2 separate regions of the Homo sapiens genome follow, and region 1 is linked to region 2. The links are chromatin loops, found by intact Hi-C in ENCODE. Cell type or tissue: B cell. All regions are shown on one strand. Links, peaks and the distances in the headings refer to the core of each region. The heading gives the core; the rest is flanking DNA. Region 1 overlaps CMTM8 (CKLF like MARVEL transmembrane domain containing 8). Region 2 has its middle 21 kb from the start of CNOT10.

The links. Hi-C counts contacts between places; a loop is a spot of excess contacts. Peaks named below come from ENCODE experiments on the same cell type or tissue, not always from the same donor. Only the 100,000 strongest peaks of a DNase experiment are listed, where the experiment ranks them.
Region 1: it touches region 2 in a loop (36-fold over the local background); 11 of 110 quality-filtered maps call a loop at or near these places.

What each region holds. Positions count from the first base shown.
Region 1 is chr3:32,293,110-32,302,221 of GRCh38, reverse strand. The region is part of intron 1 of CMTM8 (CKLF like MARVEL transmembrane domain containing 8); the gene reads right to left. Among named protein-coding and RNA genes, the nearest start is that of CMTM8, 59 kb to the right of the region's middle. In B cell, for the core only: CTCF peaks have their summits at 5,126 and 5,330 (motif pointing left); a DNase peak (open chromatin) is centred at 5,321.
Region 2 is chr3:32,655,996-32,673,006 of GRCh38, reverse strand. No RefSeq gene overlaps it. Among named protein-coding and RNA genes, the nearest start is that of CNOT10, 21 kb to the left of the region's middle. In B cell, for the core only: a CTCF peak has its summit at 8,048 (motif pointing right); a DNase peak (open chromatin) is centred at 8,026.

The sequences.
Region 1 (9,112 bases), core at 4,070-6,569, 370 kb after region 2:
GCTCAAGCAGTCCTCCCACCTTAGCCCCCACCTCCAAGTAGTTATGACACGTGCCACATTTCAGCTAATTAAATTTTTTTTTTTTTGTAGAGACAGGAATTGCCCATGTTGGTCTCCTGCCTTGGCCCCCCAAAGCGTTGGGATTACAGGCATGAGCCACCATGTCTGGCCTATGCTATTCTTATTAAGAAAAAAAAAAAAGTCAGCAATCAGTGATCACTCTTAATTCCACCGAAAGGAATTTGGGTCTATTCTATTTTTGTTGCAAAAATTTTAGCACCAGAAAGAATATTAATGACTATGAATTCAAGCTTTTCATTTGACATATGCAAAAACAAAAGTACTGTGATTTACCCAATGTCACATGGCTGGTTAGCCAGACTCGAAATGGAAACCTCTTGACACTCAGTCCAATGTTCTCTGACATCACCTGCCTTTTCACACCAATGCCCTCTGAAAAATACTATTTTTCTTTCTTTTTTTTTTTTTGTTTCATATCAATGATAAGAACTGCTGGATGGAAACCAAAATCATTCATGGAAAACTGTATGAGATTTCAGGAATCCCCAGTGCAATGTCACCGATGCCGGGATGAGTCATACTGCAGCTTGATCAAGTCCAGGTAGACAGAGGACCCCTCCCAAGGGCTGTGTCTCCCCTATCCCTCTTCATCCACCACTCTCCCTTGACCACTTTCTGCACCACTGGCAGGAGGGAAAGATAAGGTGGAATCCTTTTGCCCATATATTGAATGATTATTTAATTGCCCTGTTTCTAGTTTTAAAAACAACAGGATAGAAATTTATATATTGTTATTTAAAATGTCTTATGTTGCTTTATATATATATATACAGCTGTCAAAGTATAATTTTTTTTTGAAAAGGTCAGCTCTTGACTCATATAGAGTATGCATATGCTAAAGATTCTGTAACTTGATGAGTTTGTCAACTTAAGCAGAATGACAAAGCTGGCTCAAAGGTGGATGGCACAGAAACCTAAGTAGGGCAAAAAATCTGTGGAAAGATGAATGCCGGGATAAGGCTGGAAACTTAGAAACAAACCGGGTTAATGTCCTACCTGGCATATAGCAGTACCCCTGATGCTCCTTTTCTGCCATAAGAAATCCTTCCCATCTTAACTGGACAAAAATCATTTGCAATTTATTAATCTCAGCCATTTGTTTTTATAAGACCTGCAAGTGAAGGATGATTTTTATATTTTTAAATGGTTGAAAAAAATTAAAAGATTTTTTTTTTTTTTTGAGATGGAGTTTCACTCTTGTTGCCCAGGCTAGAATGCAATGGCAAAATCTCGGCTCACCACAACCTCCGCCTCCCAGGTTCAAGCAATTCTCCTGCCTCAGCCTCCCAAGTAAATGGGATTACAGGCATGTGCCACCACGCCCAGCTAATTTTTTGTATTTTTAGTAGAGATGGGGTTTCTCCATGTTGGTCAGGCTGGTCTTGAACTCCCGACCTCAGGTGATCCACCCACCTCAGCCTCCCAAAGTGCTGGGATTACAGGCGTGAACCACCGTGCCCAGCCTAAAAGAATATTTTATAACATAAAATGAAATATGAAAATGCTATGAAATCCAAATTTCAGTGTCTCTAAATAAAGTTTTATTGGAACAGTGTTAGGGCTCAGAAGACAATACCCTAAAGTAAGGGCTCAGAAGCAGTTTTTCTCTGACCTTGTCCTGCTTGCCTCTCAGCCTCATTCCCCCTTTCCCCCAAAAAGGCAAGCACAGATATTAGAATCCCTCTTCCCCAATGGAGATCATGGAAACCAAAACCCTTTTCCCCAAAGCCAGCCATAAAATCTAAAAATTTCCCCTACTTTTCTGTGTAAGAATTGGCCACAAAGAAATAATCTGACTGACCTTGTTTGGTTGTAGTTCATAAGACCCCCATTCCAGAAAGGGTCCTGCCCCATACCTGGAAGGAAATTATGCTGCAGAGAGTCCAAGAAGAATCTGAACAGACAGCCCTTGCTGGGTTCCCCCGCTCAGCCTATTAGCATTAGATCACACCCTTTTGGTCCAACCACAGTTCCACACAGCTATCCATTCATCATCAAACTGAAGCATAAAAATGGATAGCTTCCCCTGTATCTTTGGGTCTTCGATCTGAAGACTGCTGTGTCACGCAAAAGTATGATCAAAGAAATGTGTTATGCTTTTGTCTGTTAACCTTTTTGTTATAGAGGTGCTGGCCATGATTTTTATGATGGAGAAGAAAGGCATCATCCCTTTTCAGCACCTACAGTGGCTGTATCCATTCAGTTATGTATTACCCGTGGCTGCTTTCACACTATGATGGCAGAGTTAAGTAGCTACAGACAGTACATATTTTGGCCTACAAAGCCCAAAATATTTACTATCTGGCAGTCTGCAGAAAAACATTGCTACATTTTCCCCTAGATTATTAGATGATCTTTGCTGGGTTTGTCAGACAATGTTCTAGTAGGATATTAAAAGGGCACTCAGTCATCTTCCTGAACTTTTTTCTAAGTTTCAAGTACATTTTTCTTGAAGACTACCGTCAATGATAATTTAATTATAAATTTAAAAATAAAGAAGAGTATAACTGAATCATTTGTAACTCAAAGGATAAATGCATGAGGGAATAGATACCTCATTTTCCAAGATGTGATTATTACGCACTGCATGCCTGCATCAAAACATCTCATGTACCCCAGGTACATAAGCACCTACTATGTAGCCACAAAAATTAAAAAATTATTTTTCTTAAAAATGACCTAATACCAGATTATATTTTCCTCTTGAATCAATGACTCCTATAAAAGGAAAGTTGATCTCTGGTGTAGAGACAGTTGAGCTAAATAGAATCTTGGCATTTCAATGGTTAAACCAAGTACTTCAACAAGTTTACAAAATACAGAGTAACCTAAGCCAATATTTTCATTGATTCAAACCAATGGTCCCTTTTAAATTCTTCTCCAAAAGGAAGGAGTAGAAGGAAGAAAAATTAACATTTGGAAATCGTGCCTTGAAATTTTCTCACCTTACACTGTATGATAATACAGGCTCTAGGCCCATGGGCTGTTTTCTATGAAAATACGTCAGGACTCTTTGAGGTGTGATCCCAAGAGGGATTTGAAGCAGCAATCTGAGCGGGGCACAGTGTTTCGTGTCTATAATCCCAACTGTTTGGGAGGCTGAGGTGGGAGGATCATTTGAGCCCAGAAGTCCAAGAGCGGCTTGGGCAACATAGCCTGGACCCCTGTCTCTAAAAAAAAAAAAATATATATATATATACATATATATATATATATGTGTGTGTGTATGTGTGTGTGTGTGTATGTGTGTATATATATGTATGTGTGTGTATATATATGTGTGTGTGTATATACACACACACATATATATACACATACACACGTGTATATATATATATATATTAGCTGGGTGTGGTGGCGCATGCCCCTAGTCCCAGCTGCTTGGGAAGCTGAGGTGGGAGGATTGCTGGAGCTCAGGAGAAGGCTGCAGTGAGCTGAGATCGCACCACTGCACTCCAGCCTGGGTGACAGAGTGAAACCCTGTCTCAAAATTTTTTTTAAAAAGCAGCAATCTGATAAGGAGCCGAATGATAGGAGAGCAAGTGAAATATGAAGTCAGGATTGTTTCAATTTAATTAGCAGAAGCTGGATATAAGAAAAATATCTAGCAAGGATCGCCCTGGAAAGAGACCAAGAGTGCTCATTCTGAAATTTTTTAAAGAGAATGAAAGATTTCAGAAAGTAAAAAAAAAAAAAAAAAAAGGGGGGTATGTTTATAGTATCTCTGTATTTTAGATCCTCAAATATTTATATAGAGTTTTTAATTAGGGGCTGGACGTGATGGCTCACGCCTGTAATCCCAGCACTTAGGGAGGCCAATGCGGGTGGATTGCTTGAGATCAGGAGTTTGAGACCAGCCTGGCCAACATGGCAAAACCTGTCTCTACCAAAAATGCAAAAATTAGCTGGGCATGGTGGTGGGAGCCTGTAGTCCCAGCTACTGGGGAGGCTGAGATAGAATTGCTTGAACCTGGGAGGCAGAGGTTGCAGTGAGCCCAGATTGTGCCACTGCACTCCAGCCTCAGCGACAGAACGAGACTCCAGCCACTGCCCCCCACCCCCAACCAAAAAAAAAAAAAAAGTTTTTAGTTAAGAGATTAGAGAGCTTTTGTTGGAGTTCTGAGCAATGGCTGCTGCTGATGACCATGAAACCAGTTGAAGAACACAAGCCAGACTTCTTTACCTTGGTGCTTGAGTTTCTCATCATCTCCAATTTTTAAAATGTTATTCTTATCCAGGGTTCCCTCATAAACACTTCAAGTCCTTAAATTAACACTCAGTCCATTTTCCCAAATCCTTCCCACACACAAACCTTATTTTCCCACCCACAGACCTGTATTTTAAAATGCCAAATCCCCCTGAGTTTAAGAACTTGTCTTTCCTTAACTTCCACAAGCTGGTAATTAACTTTCCAAATGAGGCTGGTGAGCAATAGAAGAAATTGTTATCTTTCACCATCAATGTTTTGCACAAGATGCTGTGATGACACTGCTGGGATTTCAGACAGACAAAGCAGCCTGGAGTGTCTGCGCCACCCCAGACGGGGCTGCTGCTAGCCACAGCATTCTCTGTGCAAGGTTACCACTGTATTCCCCAAGGTGAGCTTTAGTCACAAATGTTGGTTCACAGATAAGAATAGCCTCATCAAAAGTTTAGGTACAGGCCAGGCACGGTGGCTCACGCCTGTAATCCCAACACTTCGGGAGGCATAGGTGGGTGGATCACCTGAGGTCAGGAGTTGGAGACCAACCTGGCTAACATGGTGAAACCCCACCTCTACTAAAAAATGCAAAAATTAGCTGGGTGCAGTGGCGGGCGCCTGTAATCCCAGCTACTTGGGAGGCTGAGGCAGGAGAATCACTTGAACCCAGGAGGTGGAGGTTGCAGTGAGCCGAGATTGTACCACTGCACTCCAGCCTGGGCAACAAGAGTGAAACTCCATCTCAAAAATAAATAAATTAAAAAAATAAAGTTTAGATATCCCTAGACTGTGTACATTCAAGGTGAGGAAATGATGTAATCTTTCTTTGAACCCAGAGGGCAATTTTTCTAAAATCATCTTTTTGCATCAACACATCCTAAGGGGATGTTTTTCTCTCTGTTCAATGGCTAGACCACAAACCTTCCAGAAAAACAACCATCCTATGAGAGCAAACACACGGGGAGGGAGTGGAGAAGGCATCCTCAGGATCCCTTATTTACAATAACGAAAATGTGGAGGTCATGGTGGACGGCTCTGCTGCCCTCTACTGGCCATGTCAAGCATCATCAGCCACAATAACACACAGTCTGCCGCCCTGGTTTTTCCCTTTGTGGTTTTAATTAGGCACTGCTCTTCCCGAGGAAAACCTGGGTGAGAGAGGCAGGAGGCCCCCACCCATGGAACCTCAGATCTGGATGGAACATCTAATGCAACATGGGCACATTACACAACCCTAAGGGGTGCCATTCCTGTGGAATACATCAACAGAGCTCTTGCACTTAAGCAATCCTGCAGCCCCAGTGGGTCATTTAATAAATGCCCCAGAATGGTAAGTGATCATTCCAGGGTCATCAGACCTGTGATGGACCAGAAGCAGGACCTGTTGCTTGCCTCAAGGGAGTGGCAAAGGGAAACAAGATTCCTACAAAGGAAAACAGGTTCCGACTGGGCTGGCCCCAGTGAGGAGAGCCAAGTCAGAACATGTATCCACTTCCTATTCTACGCTTCAACTATCCATCTGTCTAGCCATAACTCATTGTGCCAGGTACTCATTGCAGATACATACCACCAGATGGGAGAGACAAGCCTACTCCGGAGGGGGCTGAACAATTAGGGAGATTCAGACAAGTAAACCAGCAATTACCCTATAATGCTGTAGAAGTCTGGGTCAGGTGTGGTAGCTCATGCCTGTAATCCCAGCACTTTGGGAGGCCGAGGTGGGAGGATCACTTGAGCTCAGGAATTCAAGACCAGCCTGGGCAACATAGTGAGACCTCATCTTTATTTAAAAAAAAATAAAAAATAAAAGGCTGAAGCAAAGAAGTCCTGATTGTTACTGAGCACAGAGCTGGAGGGGCACACAACACAGACTGAGAGGTGGGAAAATCAAGGATGGTTTCCTGAAGACAGTGACATCCAAGACAGAACAAAAGGATTTAAAGGATATATAGATATTAGCCAGGTGAGGTGGGCATGGAAACCATTACAGGCAAGTGGAATAACAGGTAGAATAAAGCAGAGATGAGACAGCATGGAACATTTTAGGAACTGGAGGTCCAGTGGAGCTGGAACGTAGGGTGGATAGATATCCAGGCAACAAACAAAGCCAGATAGAAAGGCAGGCCCCGGATCACACAGGGCCTTGCAGTCCAGGAAAGGAGTCTGAACCATAGCCCGGAGGCCATGAGGAGCTGCTAGGGGTTTAAGCAGAGGGGAGACATTAATAGATGTGGGTATGGGTTTCCTCCATCATACTAGGCTCTGAAGAGGTTCCATGAAGGGCAGTCATCCTTCCTGCCCCCAAGGAACTTACAGTTCCTCAACTTAACAAAATGATATACAATAGTTGGATCTATGCTTACTACTGAATCATTTACTTCTATTCATTGGGTGTCTATCACCCTAATTGAATGCAAGCTCCACAAAGACAGGGATTTTCTCTTTCCGCTGTTTTGTTTTGTTTTTTTTTTTTTTTTTTTTTTTGAGATGGAGTCTCGCTTTATTGCCCAGGCTGGAACACAGTGTTGCAATCTTGGCTTACTGCAACCTCCGCCTCCTGGATTCAAACAATTCTCCTGTCTCAGCCTCCCGAGTAGCTGAGACTACAGGTGCACGACATTATGCCCAGCTAATTTTTGTATTTTTAACAGAGATGGGGTTTCACCACATTGCTCAGGCTGTTCTCGAACTCCTGACCTCAGGTGATCCACTTGCCTTGGCCTCCCAAAGGGCTGGGATTACAGGCATGAGCTACCGTGCCCAGCCTAAATCCTCAGTTTTGAGATCTATGCCTGGAACAAAATATGTGTTCAAATAATTGCTGAATAAATCACCATTCACTTCCTATAAAGTTTGTTGTTTTGTTTCATTTTGTTTTATTTTTTGAGACAGAGTCTTGCTCTGTCACCCAGGCTGGATTGCAGTGGCATGATATCAGCTCACTACAACCTCCGCCTCCCAAGCTCAAGAGATTCTCCTGCCTCAACCTCCCAAGTAGCTGGGATTATAGGTGTGCACCACCACACCCAGCTAATTTTTGTAGTTTTAGTAGAGATGGGGTTTCACCATGTTGGCCTGGCTGGTCTCAAATTCCTGGCCTTGAGTGATCCGCTCGCCTCGGCCTCCCAAAGTGCTGGGATTACAGGTGTGAGCCACCGCATCTGGCCACAGTTTTGTGTTTTAAAGAATAGACACAATATCTTTATTCACTGCATGCAAGGGCACATGGAAGGCAGGGCAGAAAACAAGAAGACGGATCTGCCCTCGAGGAGCTGATGTTTATTAAATGCCTATCTGCTGCCGCATACTTTATGTGGCTTCTCCTAGAGAAGTATCATTCCCATTTTATAGATGAGAAAACTGAGGCTCCAAGAAGAAATTTGACCAAGGATCCAGAGATAGTAAGTGGTAAGGCTGGAATTCAAAACCAGACCTGCCTGACTGCAGACTCCCACCTGGCTCTGGGCAACAGCTATGTGACTGGCAGCCACACAAGGCAGCAGCACTAAGCCAGAGGGAACGTGGAGAAGGACAAAAATGCAGCGTAAAGCATAATCGGAAAACGTTTCATAGAGAAGAAGGCATCTGGAAGCCTCACAGGATGTGAAAATGTCTAAAGTGAAATGGAAGAGCATTCCTGACAGAGGGACAGCAAGCACAAAGACCTGGACACAGATGTGCACAGGACACTTGCCATTCAGGGAAAAGCAGACTAGGCTGAGTTCACTTAGCTCCTTGTTCACGATATGTAAGGCTGGATCAATGTTACTCAGGTTAAGAAACATGAGGCACTTCTCACCTATGGGATAGGCAAGAATTCAAACGTTTCACAATCCTGTTGGTGAGGCTGTGGAGAAACTGGCCTCTCAAGTCACTGCTGATAAGAGTACCAAAGGGCACGACTCTCATGGAGGAGAAATCTGGAGGTGGCCACCAAAATGAGATGTATTTACCCTTGATCCTGCAACCCCAGTTCTGGGATCTAACCTACAGATACACCTGCACAACCAATACACCTGCACAACAGATACACCTGCACAAAGAAGAATGACACATGAACAGGCTTACTCACAGAGCACAGTTTGTTTATTTATTGAGGCAGAGTCTCCCTCTGTCACCCAGGCTAGAGTGCAGTGGCACAATATCAGCTCACAGCAACCTCTACCTCCTGGTTCAAGTGATTCTTCTGCCTCAGCCTCCCGAGTAGCTGGGACTACAGGTGTGTGCCACTACACCTGGCTAATTTTTGTATTTTTAGTAGAGACGAGGTTTCTCCATGTTGCCCAAGCTGGTCTTGAACTCCTGACCTCAGGTGATCCACCTGCCTTGGCCTCCCAAAGTGCTGGGATTACAGATGTGAGTCACTGCACCTGGCCTATTTATTTCTTGAGACAGAGTCTCACTCACTCTGTTGCCCAGGCTGGAATGCAGTGGCACAATCTTGGCTCACTGCAACCTCCGCCTCCCGGATTCAAGCAATTCTCCCATCTCAGCCTTCCAAGTAGCTGGGATTACAGGTGGGCACCATGCCTGGCTAATTTTTGTACTTTTAGTAGAGATGGGGTTTCGCCATGTTGGCCAGGTTGGTCTCAAACTCCTGACCTCAAGTGATCTGCCCACCTCAGCCTCCCCAAGTGTGGGGATTACAGGCATGAGCCACCACGCCTGGCCTGAGCACAGTTTAATAGCTACAGATTGGAAACAAGTACCCAATTAACCACAGTGGACAAGTTCAATCAATGATGGCACCTCCACACCATGGACTGCTACATAGCCGCCAAAGTGAGGGCAGCCTCCACTGATTCAGAGATCTCTAGGATATCTATACAT
Region 2 (17,011 bases), core at 6,763-9,262:
ACACCAAATTCTCTACTGACATTTGTAGATGCACACCTTTTTTTTTAGGACGGATTCTCGCTCTGTCGCCCAGGCTGGAGTGCAGTGGCACAATCTTGGCTCACTGCAACCTCCGCTTCCCGGGTTCAAGCGATTCTCCTGCCTCAGCCTCCCGAGTAGCTGGGCTTATGGGCGCCTGCCACCATGCCCAAATAATTTTTGTATTTTTTTGGTAGAGACGGGGCGTCACTATGTTGTTGGCCAGGCTGGTCTCAAAACTCCTGACCACGTGATCTGCCCGCCTCAGCCTTCCAAAGTGCTGAGATTACAAGCGTCAGCCACTGCCCCTGGCCACCTTAAAAAAAAAAGAATTATTTTTGGCTGTATGTGGTGATTCATGCCTGTAATCCCAGCACTTTGGAAGGCCGAGGCAGGTGGATCACTGGAGGTCAGGAGTTGGAGACCAGCCTGGCCAACATGGTGAAACCCCATCTCTACTTAAAATACGAAAAAAAAAAAAAAATTAGCTGGGCTTGGTGGTGTGTGCCTGTAGTCTCAGCTACACAGGAAGCTGAGGTGGGAGAGTTGCTTGAATCCAGGTGGTGGAGGTTACAGTGAGCCGAGATTATGCCACTGCACTCCAGCCTAGGCGACAGAGTGACCCTGTCTCAGAAAAACAAAACCAAAAAACCTTTTATTTTTATCTAATTTCAGACTTAGAAAAAAGTTCCGAGAATTCCCATATACCTTTCAATCAGCTTCATCTAATGCTACCTTCTTATATAACCATAGTACAGTCATTAAAACCAGGAAATTAATCTTGGTATAACACAGGCATACATTGTTTTATTGTACTTTGCTTTATTGTGCTTTGCAAATAGTTTTTTTTTTTTTTAAATAAGTTGAAAGTTTGTGGCATCCCTGCATCACACAAGTCTATCAGCACCATTTTTCCAATAGCATGTACTCACTTTTTGTCACGGTGTCACGTTTTGGTAATTCTCACAATACTTCAAACCTTAGCATTATTGTTATATCTGTTATGGTGATCTGTATTTAGTGATGTTTGATGTTACTATGTAATTGTTTTGGGGTGCCATGGACTGTGCCCACATAGGACAGCAAAGTTATTGATCAATACGTGTGTTCTGACTGCGTCATGGATTGGCCATTCCCCTATATCAGGGTTCCCCAACACCTGGGTCACAGACTAGTACCAGTCCATGGCCTGTTAGGAACCGGGCTGCACAGCAGGAGGTAAGAGGCAGGTGAGCCAGCAAAGCTTCATCTGTATCGTATTTATAGCCACTCCCCATTGCTCACATTACTTCCCGAGCTCCGCCTCCTGTCAGATCAGCAGCGGCATTAGATTTTCGTAGGTGTGTGAACCCTGTTGTGAACTGCACATGTGAGGGATCTAGGTTGTGTGCTCCTTACGAGAATCTAATGCCTGATGATCTGTCACTGTCTTTCATCACTCCCAGATGGGACTACCTAGCTGCAGGAAAGCAAGTTCAGGGCTCCCACTATGGTATGTTATGGTGAGTTGTAAAAATATTTCATTACGTATTACAATGTAATAATAGAAATAATGTGCACAATAAATGTAATGTGCTTGAATCATCCCGGAACTACTTCCCCATCCCCCAGTCCATGGAAAAATTATCTCCATGAAACTGGTCCCTGGTGCCAAAAAGGTGGGGACTGCTGCTCTCTCTCCCTCTTTTTGGACCTTCCTATCCCCTGAGACACAGCAATATTGAAATTAGGCCAATTAATAACCCTGCAATGGCCTCTGAGTGCTCAAGTGAAAGGAAGAGTCCCACATCTCTCACTTTAAACCAAAAGCTAGAACTTTCATACAATTTTGAACACAAGTAGTGAGAATGATTAAGCTTAGTGAGGAAGGCTTGTTGAAGGCCAAGACAGCCTGAAAGCCAGGCGTCTTGCTCCCAGCAGTTAGCCAAGTTGTGATTGCAAAAGAAAAGTTCTTGAAAGAAATTAAAAGTAGTACTCCAGGCCAAGCATGGTGGCACATACCTGTAATCTCAGTGCTTTGGGAGGCCAAGGCAGGAGGATAACTTAGCCCAGGAGTTCAAGACTAGCTTGGGCACATAATGAGATCTTATCTCTACAAAAAATAGAAAATAAAAATTAGCCAGATGTGGTGGCATGAGCCTGTAGTCCCAGGTACTTAGGATTGAGTACAGCCTGTAGTCCTGTACTCAGATACAGGCATGAGCCTGTAGTCCCAGGTACTGAGGCAGGAGGATCGCTTGAGCCCAGAAGTTTGAGGTTGCAGTTAGCTATGATCACACCACTGCACATCAGCCCGGGCAACAGAATGAGATTCTGTCTCAAAAAATAATAGCAAATAAATAAATAAAAGTGCTACTTCAGTGAACACACAAATGCTAAAAAAGCAAAATAGCTTTATTGCTGATACGTAGGAAGTTTGAGTGGTCTGGGTAGATCAAACCGGTCACAATATTCCCTTAAGCCAAAGCCTAATCAAGAGCAAGGCTCTAACTGTCTTCAATTCTATGAAGACTAAGAAAGGTGAGGAAGCTTCAGGAAAGAGTTTGAAGCTAGCACTGGTGGATTCATGAGGTAAAGGAAAGAAGTCATCTCCATAACATAAAAGTGCAAGGTGAAGCAGCATGTACTTTTGTAGAAGCTGCAGCAAGTTACCCAGATCTAAGATCATTGGTGAAGATGGCTACACTAAACAACAAATATCCAATGTAGATGAAGCAGTTTTATATTGGAACAAGATGCCATCTAGGACTTTTATAGCTAGAGAGGAGAAGTCAATGTCTGGCTTCGAAGCTTCAAAGGACAGGTTGACTCTCTTGTTAGGGGTTGATGCAGCTGGTGACCTTAAGTTGAAGCCAATGGTCATTTACCATTCTGAAAATCCTAAGCCCCTTAAGAATTGTGTTAAATCTACTGTGTCTGTACTTTACAAATGGAACAACAAAGCCTAGATGACAGCATATCTGTTTACACATTTGGTTTACTGAATATTTTAAGCCCACTGTTGAGAACTGCTGCTCAGACAAAAGATTGTTTTCAAAATATTAGTGCTCATTGACAATGCACCTTGTCACCCAAGAGCTCGGATAGACATGTACAAGGAGATGAATGTTGTTTTCATACCTGCTAACACAACATTCAGACAGCCCATGGATCAGGGAGTAATTTCAACTTTCAAGTCTTATTATTTAAAGAATACATTTTGTAAGGCTATAGCTGCCATAAATAGTGATTCCCCTGATGGATTCGGGGAAAGTAAATTGAAACCCTTTGGAAAAGATTCACCATTCTAGATGCCATTAAAGAACATTCATGATTCATGGAAGGAGGTCAGAATATCAGGATTCATAGGAGTTTGGGAGAAGTTGATTCCAACCCTCATGGAAGACATTGAGGAGTTCAAGACTTCAGTGAGAAGTCACTGCAGATGTGGTAGAAAATAGCAAGATAACTAGAATTAGAAGTAAAGCCTGAACATGTGACTGAATTGCTGCAACCTCATGATAAAACTTGAATAGATAGGAGATGTTTCTTACGGAAGAGTAAAGAAAGAGGTTTCTTGGCCAGGCGTGGTGGCTCACACCTGTAACACCAGCACTTTGGGAGGCCAAGGTGGGCAGGTCACTTGATGTCAGTAGTTCGAGACCAGCCTGGCCAAAATGGCGAAAACCTATCTCTACTAAAAATACAAAAATTAGCCCAGCGTGGTGGTGGGCGCCTGTAATCCCAGCTACTCAGGAGGCTGAGGCAGGAGAATCACCTGAACCCAGGAGGTGGGGGTTGCAGTGAGCTGAGATTGCGCCACTGCACTCCAGCCTGGGTGACAGAGCAAAACTCGGTCTTGAGAAAGGAAAAAAAAAAACGTGGTTTCTTGAGACAAAGTCTACTCCTGGTGAAGATGCTGTGAACATTGTTTGTTTTGTTTTGAGATGGAGTCTTGCTCTGTTGACCAAGCTGGAGTGCAGTGGTGTGATCTCAACTCACTGCAACCTCCACCTCCCAGGTTCAAGCGATTCTCTTGCCTCAGCCTCCTGAGTAGCTGGGATTACAGGCACATGCCACCATGCCCGGCTAATTTTTGTATTTTTTGTAGAGACAGGGTTTCACAGTGTTGCCCAGGCTGGTCTTGAACTCCTGAGCTCAAGCAATCTGATTGCCTCAGCTTCTGCAAAGTGCTGGGATTACAGATATGAGCCACTGTAACCCGGCCAGTGATCACTGTTGAAATGACAACAAATAATTTAGAATATTACATACATTTAGTTAATAAAGAAGTGGCATATTTGAAAGAAGTTCTACTGTGGGGTGAAATGCTATCAAACAGCATCGCATGCTGCAGAGAAATCTTTCATGAAAGGAAGAGCCCATTGGTGTGACAAGCTTCATTGTTGTCTTACCTTAAAAATTGCCACAGGCATTCCAACCCTCAGTAACAACCACCCTGATCAGTAAGCAGCCATCCACATGGAGGCAAGACCCTCTAACAGCAAAAAAATTACAAATGTGTTGAAGGCTCAAATGATTATTAGCATTTTTTAGCAATAAAGTATTTTTATTTTTCTTGAGACAAGGTTTCGCTGGTCACCCAGGCTGGAGTGCAGTGGCATGCTCACTCCTGCACTCTTAACAGACTTAAGCTATAGTATAAACATAATTTTTATATGCACTGGGGGACCAAAAAATTTATGTGGTTTGGTTTATTGCAATACTTTATTGCAGTGATCTGGAACCAAACCTGCAATATCTCCAAGGTGTGCCTGTACTATTATTTAAAGCGTAGAACTTATCCAAATTTCAGCAGTGTTTCCAATGATGCCCTTTTTCTGTTCCAGGATTTCACATTCACATAGCATTTAGTTATTATTTCTCTTTAGTCTTTTTGTTTTGTTTTGTTTTGTTTTGTTTTGTTTGAGACAGTGCCTTACTCTGTAGCCTAAGCTGGAGTGTACTGGCATGATCGTGACTTACTGCTGCCTCTAACCCCAGACTCAAGGGATCCTCTCACCTTAGCCTCCTGAAGAAAAAAAAGAGGTGAGTGTGGTGGTGTGTACTTATAGTCCTCCCAAGTAGCTAGGACTGTACACACACATCGCCACACTCACCTCATTTTTTTGTTTTTTTGTAAAGACGAGGTCTCACTTTGTTGCCCAGCCTTCTCCTAGTCTTTTGTTGCTGTTATTTTAGAGTTAGGGTCTTGCTCTGTCACCCAGACTAGAGTACAGTCACACAATCATAGCTTACTACAGCCTTGACTTCCTGGGCTCAAGTGATTCTCCTACCTCCTCCTCTCTAGTAGCTAGGATTATAGGCATATGCCACCATGTCAAGCTAATTTTTTCAAACCTTTTTTTTTGAGAGACAGAGCCTTGCCATACCGCCCAGGCTCTGAGTCTCTTCTAATGTCCTCAGTCTTTCTTTATCTTCCAATGATCTTGACAGTTTTTGAAGACTACTGGTCAGTTTGGAGAAATTTGGAGAACGCCCCTCAATTTGGGTTTGTTTGATGTTTTCTCATGGTTAGAATAAGGTTATGCATTTTCGGAAAGGATATTACAGAAATACAGCCATGCATTGCTTAAGGACAGGGATACCTACTGAGAAATGTGTCATTAGGTGATTTCATCATTGTGTGAACATCACAGAGTGTATTTACACAAACCTGGATAGTATATCCTACTACACACCTAGGCTATAGTGTAGCCAATTGCTCCCAGGCTACAAACCTGAACAACATGTTACTTTACTGAATACTGTAGGCAATTGTAACACAATGGTAAATATTTGTGTACCTAAACATAGAAAGGACACAGTAAATGATAGTATAAAAGATAAAAAATGGTACACCCTTATAGGGCACTTGCCATGAATGGAGTTTGCAGGGCTTGAAGTTACTCCGAGTGAGTCAGTGAGTGAGTGGTGAGTTAATGTGAAAGCCCACGACATTGCTGTACACTTCTGTAGACTTTATAAGCACTGTACACTTAAACTACACTACCTTTATAGAAAGAAAATTTTTCTCTTTATTATTTATATATTTATTTATTTGGAGACAGAGTTTTGCTCTTGTTGCCCAGGCTGGAATGCAGTGGCACGATCTCAGCTCACTGCAACCTTCGCCTCCCAGGTTCAAGTGATTCTCCTGCCTCAGGATCCCGAGTAGCTGGGATTACAGGCACATGCCACCACGCCCGGCTAATTTTTGTATTTTTAGTAGAGATGGGGTTTCACCGTGTTGGCCAGGCTGGTCTCAAACTCCTGACCTCAGGTGATCCACCCGCCTTGGCTTCCCAAAGTGAAACGATTACAGGCGTGAGCCAACACACCCGGCATTATTTACTAATTTTTTTTTTTTTTTTTTTTGAGACGGAGTCTCGCTCTGTCGCCCAGGCTGGAGTGCAGTGGCGCAATCTCGGCTCACTGCAAGCTCCGCCTCCTGGGTTCACACCATTCTCCTGCCTCAGCCTCCTGAGTAGCTGGGACTACAGGCGCCCACCACCATGCCCGGCTAATTTTTTGTATTTTTAGTAGAGACAGGGTTTCACCTTGTTAGCCAGGATGGTCTCGATCTCCTGACCTCGTAATCCACCCGCCTCGGCCTCCCAAAGTGCTGGGATTATAGGCGTGAGCCACCGCGCCTGGGCTATTTATTAATTTTTTAATTAAAAAAAAAGAGACAGGGTCTCACTATGTTGCCCAGGCCAGTCTCGAACTCCTGGGCTCAAGCGATCTTCCCACCTTGGCCTCCCAAAATGCTGGGATTACAGGTGTGAGCCACTGCACCTGGCCAGAAATTTATCTTCAATGATAAATTAACCTTAGTTAACCCTATAATAACAATGCCTGGCTGGGTGCAGTGGCTCACGCCTATAATCCTAGCACTTTGGGAGGGCAAGGCAGGTGGATCACCTGAGGTCAGGAGTTCGAGACCAGTCTGGCCAACATGGCAAAACCTTGTCTCTACTAAAAATACAAAAATTAGCTAGGCATGATGGCGATGCCTGTAGTCCCAGCTACTTGGGAGGCTGAGGCAGGAGAGTTGCTTGAACCTGGGGGGTGGAGGTTGCAGTGAGCTGAGATCGTGCCACTTCACTCCAGCCTGGGCAAAAGAGCGAGACTGTCTCAAAACAAACAAACAAACAAACAAAAACAGTGCCTGCCTTTGGAATACCTGCTGAGGAACCTGCCTCAGGCTGTTTTACAGTTAACTTTTTTTGTAATAAGTAGAAGGAGTACACTCTAAAATAATGAAAAAAGTACAGCATAGTAAATACATAAACTAGTAACATAATTTTTAAATATCATTACCAAGTATTATGTGCTGTACATAATTGTATGTGTTATACTTTATTTCCGCACAAGAAAGAAATGAACTTTTGTTTTTTTTTTGGAGGTGGAGTTTTGCTCGTCACCCAAGCTGGAGTACAATGGCGCAAACTTACTGCAACCTCTGCCTCCTGGGTTCAAGCAATTCTCCTGCCTCAGCCTCCAAAGTAGCTGGGATTACAGGCATGCACCACCACTCCTGGCTAATTTTTGTTTTATTAGCAGTGACGGAGTTTCACCATGTTGGCGAGGCTGGTCTCGAACTCCTGGCCTCAGGTGATCCACCCACCTTGGCCTCCCAAAATGGTGGGATTACAGGCGTGAGCCACCGGGCCCGGCCAGAGCCCTCTATTGACATGTGTCTGCACAGTTATCATGCAAAGGAAGACAAGTTACATGTAAAAAGATGGTGGTTGTAATATGCTTTGAAATAGCAAAAAATTGGAAAATATCTCACAAGATCATTGTGGAAGATTGGCTAAATAAATGAAGACAACTCCATACCACGGAATACTAACTACCATTAAGGAAAAGGTAGAGAAAACAATTTAAAAGGGGAAAATATATATGAAAAACAATGGTTTTCAAAACATTGACTATCAGCTTATAAAGGACAGTGATCCTTGTGGACGTGCATTTTACATATGTATTGAATATCTTTGTGCCTTTGCTTGTACATGCTTAACTTGAAAACATACATTTACCATTGACCACTAGGTGGTATCATAACACAAATTATTCTACAGCCAGGGTAGGCATTTATTTTATTTTATTTTATTTTTATTTTTTTATTTTTTATTGATCATTCTTGGGTGTTTCTCGCAGAGGGGGATTTGGCAGGGTCATAGGACAATAGTGGAGGGAAGGTCAGCAGATAAACAAGTGAACAAAGGTCTCTGGTTTTCCTAGGCAGAGGACCCTGCGGCCTTGCGCAATGTTTGTGTCCCTGGGTCCTTGAGATTAGGGAGTGGTGATGACTCTTAAGGAGCATCCTGCCTTCAAGCATCTGTTTAACAAAGCACATCTTGCACCGCCCTTAATCCATTTAACCCTGAGTGGACACAGCACATGTTTCAGAGAGCACAGGGTTGGGGGTAAGGTCACAGATCAACAGGATAAGAATTTTTCTTAGTACAGAACAAAATGAAAAGTCTCCCATGTCTACTTCTTTCTACACAGACACGGCAACCATCCGATTTCTCAATCTTTTCCCCACCTTTCCCCCCTTTGTATTCCACAAAACCGCCATTGTCATCATGGCCCGTTCTCAATGAGCTGTTGGGTACACCTCCCAGACGGGGTGGTGGCCGGGCAGAGGGGCTCCTCACTTCCCAGTAGGGGCGGCCGGGCAGAGGCGCCCCTCACCTCCCGGATGGGGCGGCTGGCCTGGCGGGGGCTGACCCCCACCTCCCTCCCGGATGGGGTGGCTGCCGGGCGGAGAGGCTCCTCACTTCTCAGACGGGGCGGCCGGGCAGAGACGCTCCTCACCTCCCAGACGGGGTCACGGCCGGGTAGAGGCGCTCCTCACATCCCAGACGGGGCGGCGGGGCAGAGGCGCTCCCCACATCTCAGACGATGGGAGGCCGGGCAGAGACGCTCCTCACTTCCTAGATGGGATGGCGGCCGGGAAGAGGCGCTCCTCACTTCCTAGATGGGATGGCGGCCGGGCAGAGACGCTCCTCACTTTCCAGACTGGGCAGCCAGGCAGAGGGGCTCCTCACGTCCCAGACGATAGGCGGCCAGGCAGAGACGCTCCTCACTTCCCAAAAGGGGTGGCGGCCAGGCAGAGGCTGCAATCTTGGCACTTTGGGAGGCCAAGGCAGGCAGCTGGGAGGTGGAGGTTGTAGCGAGCCGAGATCACGCCACTGCACTCCAGCCTGGGCACCATTGAGCACTGAGTGAACCAGACTCCGTCTGCCATCCCGGCACCTCGGGAGGCTGAGGCTGGCGGATCACTCGCGGTTAGGAGCTGGAGACCAGCCCGGCCAACACAGCGAAACCCCGTCTCCACCAAAAAAATACGAAAACCAGTCAGGCATGGCGGCACGCGCCTGCAATCGCAGGCACTCGGCAGGCTGAGGCAGGAGAATCAGGCAGGGAGGTTGCAGTGAGCCGAGATGGCAGCAGTACAGTCCAGCTTCGGCTCGGCATCAGAGGGAGACCATGGAAAGAGAGGGAGAGGGAGACTGTGGGGAGAGGCGAGAGGGGAGAGGGAAGAGGGAAGAGGGAAGAGGGAGAGGGAGAGCCAGGGAAGGCATTTTTAAACAGGTTTCTTTTTTTGAGTGTCTGATAATGTCTCTCAAAACTGTCAGGTTTAAACCTTGTAGGTCCAATTCCAACATGAATGTAAATAACTTAGCTGAACTACATACATAAGTAACCACATAGTGAGACTGACTGGGGTCTGTGTTCCTCCATTCAACCTGTATTTGTTGTGTCTGTGATGGATTAGCCACTATCTTTCTGATATATTTCAGAGAAGAAATATCTCTTCTCTCACTTACTTCTGTCTGGACTACCAGATATCCCTATGCATACCATCTCTTGTTTCTCTTCCTCAGTCCAGCTGGTTCAGTCTGAGAATTTTACCGACTGTGGGTACACCTTCCACCTTTGCTCTTTCATTTATCAATAAAACCAAAGAAAGAACAATAGTCCTTTTCCTTAGGGTGGTACAAGGAGGCCAAGGCCTCACTATTTATAGCAAATAATGCAAATGGAAATAAACCTAGGTATCTTCTCCTGCAGGTAACTTTGTTTTGGATCTTTGCTACTGTTTAACTTCCTTTGGTGACTAGCCATATTTCATTAACCTTGCAAGCAGTTGAACCTTGCTCAATTGCAGGAAATGCTGGGAAATCCCACTCAGCTGTCCCTACATCTTGTCCCAAAGCACTTGTAGACTGGCAAGGCTTGTTACCTGACTTCCTGTCATGGTAATTTGCTTTATTTCATGTCCCTTATATTTTATTTCTTTTTTTTTTTTTTTTTTTTTTTTGAGACAGAGCCTCACTCTGTTGCCCAGGCTGGAGTGCAATGGCATGCTCACAGCTCACTGCAGCCTCAACCCTCTAGGCTCAAGCCATCCTCCCACTTCAGCTTCCCTAGTAGTTAGGATTACAGGAATGCACCTCCATGTCCAGCTAATTTTTGTTTGTTTGTTTTTGTAGAGACAGGGTTTCACCATGTTCCATGTTGCCCAGGCTGGTCTCGAACTCCTGGACTCAAGCAATCTGCCTGCTTTGGCCTCCCAAAGTGCTGGGATTACAGGTATGAGCCACCATGCCGGGCCATATTTCATTTTTAATTGACTGATAATAACTGTATATATTTATGGGGTAAACTGTGATGTTATGAAACATGAATACATTGTAGAATGATTAAATCAGGCTAATTAACATATCCGTCACCTCACATACTTATTTCTTTGTGATAAGAACACTGAAAATCTCCTCACTGAGCAATTTTGAAAGACATAATCCACTATTATTAACTATAGTCACCATGCTGTGGGGTAGCTCACTAGAACTTACTCTTCTTGCCAGACTGAACCTTTGTGCCCTTCAATTAACAGTTGTTTCCCTCTCCACTCCCTCCCCTCAGCCCCTGGTAATCACCATTCGACTCTCTACTTCTATTAGCTCCACATACAAGTGAGATCATGGGTTATTTGTTTTTCTGTTCCTGGCTTAGTGCACTTAGCATAATGTCCTCCAGCTTCATCCAAGTTGCCACAAATGACAAAATTTTCTTTTCTTTTTTTGGGGGCTGAATAGTATTTTATTGTGTATATATCTCACATTTTTACTTATTTATTTATTTACCTATTTATTTGTTTTTTGAGATGGAGTTTGCTCTTGTTGCCCAGGCTGGAGTGCAATGGCATGATCTTGGCTCACTGCAACCCCCGCCTCCCAGGTACAAGCAATTCTCCTGTCTTAGCCTTCCAAGTAGCTTGGATTACAGGCATGTGCCACCACGCCCATCTAATTTTTTTGTATTTAGTAGAGACGGGGTTTCACCACGTTAGTCAGGCTGGTCACGAACTTCTGACCTCAGGTGATCCACCCCCATCGGCCTCCCAAAGTGCTGGGATTACAGGTGTGTGCCACCGCTCCTGGCCTATTTTTTTATTTTTATTTTTATTTTATTTTACTTTAAGTTCTGGGATACATGTGCAGAATGTGCAGTTTTGTTACATAGGTATACATGTGCCATGGTGGTTCGCTGCACCTATCAACTCATCATCTAGGTTTTAAGCCCAGCATGCATTAGTTATTTGTCCTAATGCTCTCCCTCCCCTTGCCCCCGATCCCGCGGTGTGTGATGTTCCGCTCCCTGTGTCTATGTGTTCTCATTGTTCAACTCCCACTTATGAGTGTCAACATGCGGTGTTTGGTTTTCTGTTTCTGTGTTAGTTTGCTGATGTATGATGGTTTCCAGCTTCATCCATATCCCTGCAAAGGACATGAACTCATTATTTTTTATGGCTGCAATATATCTCATGTTTTCTGTATCCATTTATCCCTTGATGAAAACCATGATAAGATATCAACCCACATCTGTGAGAATGGCTATTATCAAAAAGACAAAAGAGGGCAAGGCGTAGTAGCTCAGGCCTGTAATCCCAGCACTTTGGTAGGCTGAGGTGGGAGGATCGCTTGAGCCCAGGAATTCAAGATCAGACTAGGCAACAGAGTGAGACTCCATCTCTATAAAAATTTAAAAATTAGCCAGGTGCAGTGGCATGTGCCTGTAGTCCCAGCTACTCAGAAGGCTGAGGCAGGAGGATCCCTTGAGGTCAGGAGGTACGGTTGCAGTGAGATGATTGCGTCACCACACTCCAGCCTGAGTGGAAGAAGGAGACCCTACCTAAAAAAGAAAAAAAAAAAGAACAATAACAAGTGGTGGAGTAAAAGGTAACCCTTGTATATTATTGGTGAGAATGTAAATTAGTACAGCAACTATGGAAATCAGTATGGAGGTTCCTCAAAAAACTAAAAATGGGATTATCATATGATCCAGAAATCTCACTACTGGGTATATATCCAAAGGAATTGGCCTGGCACGGTGGCTCACGCCTGCAATCCCAGCACTTTGGGAGGCTGAGGCAGGCAGATCACTTGAGGTTGGGAGTGCAAGACCAGCCTGGCCAACATGGTGAAAACCCGTCTCAACTAAAAATACAAAAATTAGCCAGGTGTATGGCAGGCACCTGTAATCCCAGCTACTTGGGAGGCTGAGGCAGGAGAACCACTTGAACCTGGGAGGTGGAGGTTGTGGTGAGCTGAGATCACACCACTCCACTCCAACCTGGGCAACAGAGTGAGATTCCATCTCAAAAAAATAAAAATAAAAATAAAACAAAAGAATTGAAATCTGTACATTGCTGGACGCAGTGGCTCACGCCTGCAAATCCCAGCACTTTGGGAGGCCAAGGTGGGTGGATTGCTTCAGCCCAGGGGTTTGAGACCAGTCTGGGCAACATGGTGAAACCCTATCTACAAAATAAATACAAAAATTAGCTGGGTGTGGTGGTGTGTACTTGTAATCCGAGCTGCTCGGGAGGCTGAGAAGGGAGAATCACTTGAGCCTGGGAGGTGGAGGTTGCAATGAGCCATGATCATACCATTGTACTCCAGCCTGGGTGACAGAGTGAGACTCTGTCTCAAAAAATAAACAAAAGAATAAATAAATAAAAATAAAAGAAATCTGAACATTGAAGAGATATTTGCACTTCCATGTGCATTGCAGCATTATTCACATTTGCCAAGATACAGAAATGACGTCTACCATTCTTGATTGGAAACACCTATCAGCCTGAAGTATGTGTCAAGGTCTCTGTACCTTACACCTGTCTTCTATGAAGGGTTTAGCCCCTGGCAAAGTATTATAAAGTAGGGGGGATTTTCAAACTAGAGGTTAGGGAGAGGGGGATTGACAGTCTTGTTAGCTTTAGTGAGAGATAGCAGAACCCTGGTAACTGATGTGGGAGTTCCCTGCTGGTTTGTATTCCATTTAACTCTTTTTTTTTTTTTTTTTTTGAGATGGAGTCTCGCTCTGTCACCCAGGCTGGAGTGCGGTGGTGCGATCTCGGCCCACTGCAAGCTCCGCCTCCTGGGTTCACATCATTCTCCTGCCTCAGCCTACAGGCACCTGCCACCGCGCCCGACTAATTTTTTGTGTATTTTTTAGTAGAGACGGGGTTTCACCGTGTTAGCCAGGACGGTCTTGATCTCCTGACCTCATGATCTGCCCGCCTCGGCCTCCCAAAGTGGTGGGATTAAAGGCATGAGCCACCGCACCCAGCCTATTTAACTCTTTTGAGAGAAAACAGAAGGTGAGAAACCAACAAGGTGCACAAAGATACTTAGTGTTAATCTACTTTTGGTTTGTGAGATTATCAACAAATCTTGGCCGGGCGCAGTGGCTCACACCTGTAATCCCAGCACTTTGGGAAGCTGAGGCAGATGGATCACTTCAGGTCAGGAGTTCAAGACCAGCCTGGCCAACATGATGAAACCCTGTCTCTACTAAAAATAGAAAAATTAGCTGGGTGTGGTGGTGTGTGCCTGTAATCCCAGCTACTTGGAGGCTGAGGCACGAGAATCGCTTGAACCAGGGAGGAGGAGGTTGCAGTGAGCCGAGATTGCGCCACTGCACTCCAGCCTGGAGGACAAAAGCAAGACTCCATCTCAAAACAAAACAAAACAAATCTTGTTCTCTGATCATAAACCTCAGATTTATCTGTAGATAGTACTTTGTATACACACTGCAGAAACTATATAAGCCTCTGACTTTATTCAGAATTTGGCAAATAAAAGACAGTGGTTGAAGTTAGCTATGTGGAGCAGTCACCAAACAAGACTGTCACCCTGACTCCAGGTCAGAAGGAGGCTGGCTAATGGATAAAATTAGAAAATGAAAAGCAATAGGTCAATAGAAAGAGTCACGGCCCACAGAGAGATACATTTTAACAGGCGGTAATAAAATTGAATTCCTTCTCTCTGTGGAATAAGCCAATTTTACGTCGGTTTGTAAATTCATTTCAGCATTACTGACTGCTTATGTATCTTGTTCTCTGATCATAAACCTCAGATTCATCTGTAGATAGTAATTTGTATACACACTGCAGAAATTCAGTGTGTTTCTACAGTATGTTTTTCCAGCTGAGGTGAGGCGTGAGGATGGTTTGAGGCCAGGAGTTCAAGGTCAGCCAGGGCAACATAGTCAGACCCTGTCCCTACAAAAAATTTAAAAATTAGCCTGGCATGGTGGTACATTCCTGTAGTCCCAGTACTTCAAAGGCTGAGACGGGAGGATCACTTGAACCCAGGGAGTTGAGGCTGCAGTGAGCTGTGATGGTGCCCCAGTGCACTCCAGCCTGGGTAACAGAGTGAGACCCTGTCTTGAAAACAAAAAGCAAAAAACAAAAAACAAAAACCCAGCAAAACTTTCCAAGTTAGGATGAGAAGGGGAAACAGTTATGGATCAGTTCCTGCCCCTGTTAATCAGAAGTTGCTCCATGTAAGTGCTGAATTGGTTTAGAGAGGGTCAGGGCAGGAGATGAAAAACTTGGTGAGATATTGGTTGAAGCCTGTAAGTGGTCACTGTAGCAGTGGCTTAAACAAAAAGAGTCCAAGACAGTAGTGTGGGAGTGTGTGAGTAAATGCTTAACGACCAGCTTCCAAAAATTGGGAGGAAGCCCTGATCTGTAGCATTTGCCAATTTCCTTCACATGCATATTCCCACTGTGGTCGATTTCAAGCTGCCAATGTGATGTCACTGAATAGAAGGGGTAAGATGTGCACAATGGGCTCTTATAAGCTGGTGGAAGCCAGCTCCAGCTCACCTCTGGAAGAGGATTTGAAGTGGTGCCCAAGACTTTTCCAATATCCTGTAATACACTATCATTCAGGATTCTATGGTTGTAATGCAAATTGGAATTTATTGACTCACATGATTGAAAGGTGCAGGGGTGGAGCTGACTAGACTCAGTTGCTCAGATAATGTAGTTGAGAATTCCTCTTCATTGTTTACCTTTGCCTTTTTCCCTGTTGGCTTCATTCTCAGGCAATCTCTTTCCGCATAGTGGCAACATGAACCCCCACAAACCTCAAGTTCACATGCTAGCAGAAGGCATCTTCAGCAGAGAACTGCTCTTTCTCATTAGTTCCAGGACTCAAAGCAGACAGCCTAGAGTTTCTCTAGATTTGACTATATATTGATTACATACATATACATATACACATACATGCATATTTGAACCCTTCTATCTGTATAGATATAATGTTGTGCATTCTATATGCTTTTCTCCACAGGTCTTTTTTGTGTGTTACAATTTATCTGGCTGGGCACGGTGGCTCAAGCCTATAATCCTAGCACTTTGGGAGACTGAGGTGGGTGGATCACCTGAGGTCAGGAGTTTGAGACCAGCCTGCCCAACGTGGTAAAACCCTATCTCTACAAAAAATACAAAAATTAGCCAGGCGTGGTGGCAGGTGCCTATAATCCCAGCTACTGGGAAGGCTGAGGCAGGAGAAACGCTTGAACTCGTGGGGGCGGAGGTTGCAGTTAGCCGAGATCGCACTGTTTCACTCCAGCCTGGGCAAAAGAGTAAAACTCCACCTCAAAAAAACAAAACAAAACAGTTTATCTTAGGCATCATTTCATAGCCCTTATAAAAATCTTCAACTCTTCCTTATTCCTTTTTATAGCTGCATAGCATTCTATTGTGTAGATGTATCATGTCTTATGTTATAGCCATTGTATGGTTTTCACAATCTTTTGTGCTGCAATGAGTAGCTATGTGCATATACCTTTTCATATTTTCATCAGGGTATTCTAAGATAGAGTCTGAGAGATAAGATTCCTGGGTTAAAAAAATGAATTCATATGTAACTGTGCTAGATATAGACAGATTCCTCCATATAGGCTTTACTAGTTTGCATTTCCCCAGCAATGTTTGAGTGTCTGTTTCTGCACAAACTTGCCAAGAGAGTTTGTTGTCGAACTTTTACATTTTGTCAGTGTGGGAGATGAGAAATTGTCAGAATCAGTTTAACTTTCTGTTACTATGAACAAGGTTGTGCATGTTTTCATATGGTTAAAGGACATTGCATTTGTTTTTCTTGTGAAGTGTCTTTTAAAATCTCTAGTCCATTTTTCTATGAGGTTGTTGGTCTTTTTCTTCTCTCTACATTTCCCAGATCTGCCCATTGAAAAGGTCTAGAAACAGTGATAAACCAAAGAGAAATGAGCACCCTAAGCACCCAGAGGATGGTTTTCAAAGACCATTTCACACCGGGAAAATCAAGACTCTTTGGGGAAAATGGCTGCTTCCAAGTCTGGGATAGAAAATGAAATATGCAAGATAAGCCTGGAGCATCTCGTCAAAGCAGCTTTCAAGGAAGCTATCAAAGAGGTTGGTGTCAAAAGTATTCAGAAATCAACTTAAAGAGGTTGCACCGGTCAAATGTGAGATAATCTGAGTGTTAAAAAATGCAGTGGATGGTTCCATCCTGGCTAACACGGTGAAACCCCATCTCTATTTTAAAAAAATACAAAAAATTAGCTGGGTGTGGTGACGGGCGCCTGTAGTCCCAGCTGTTCGGGAGGCTGAGGCAGGAGAATGGCATGAACCCGGGAGGCGGACCTTGCAGTGAGCTGAGAA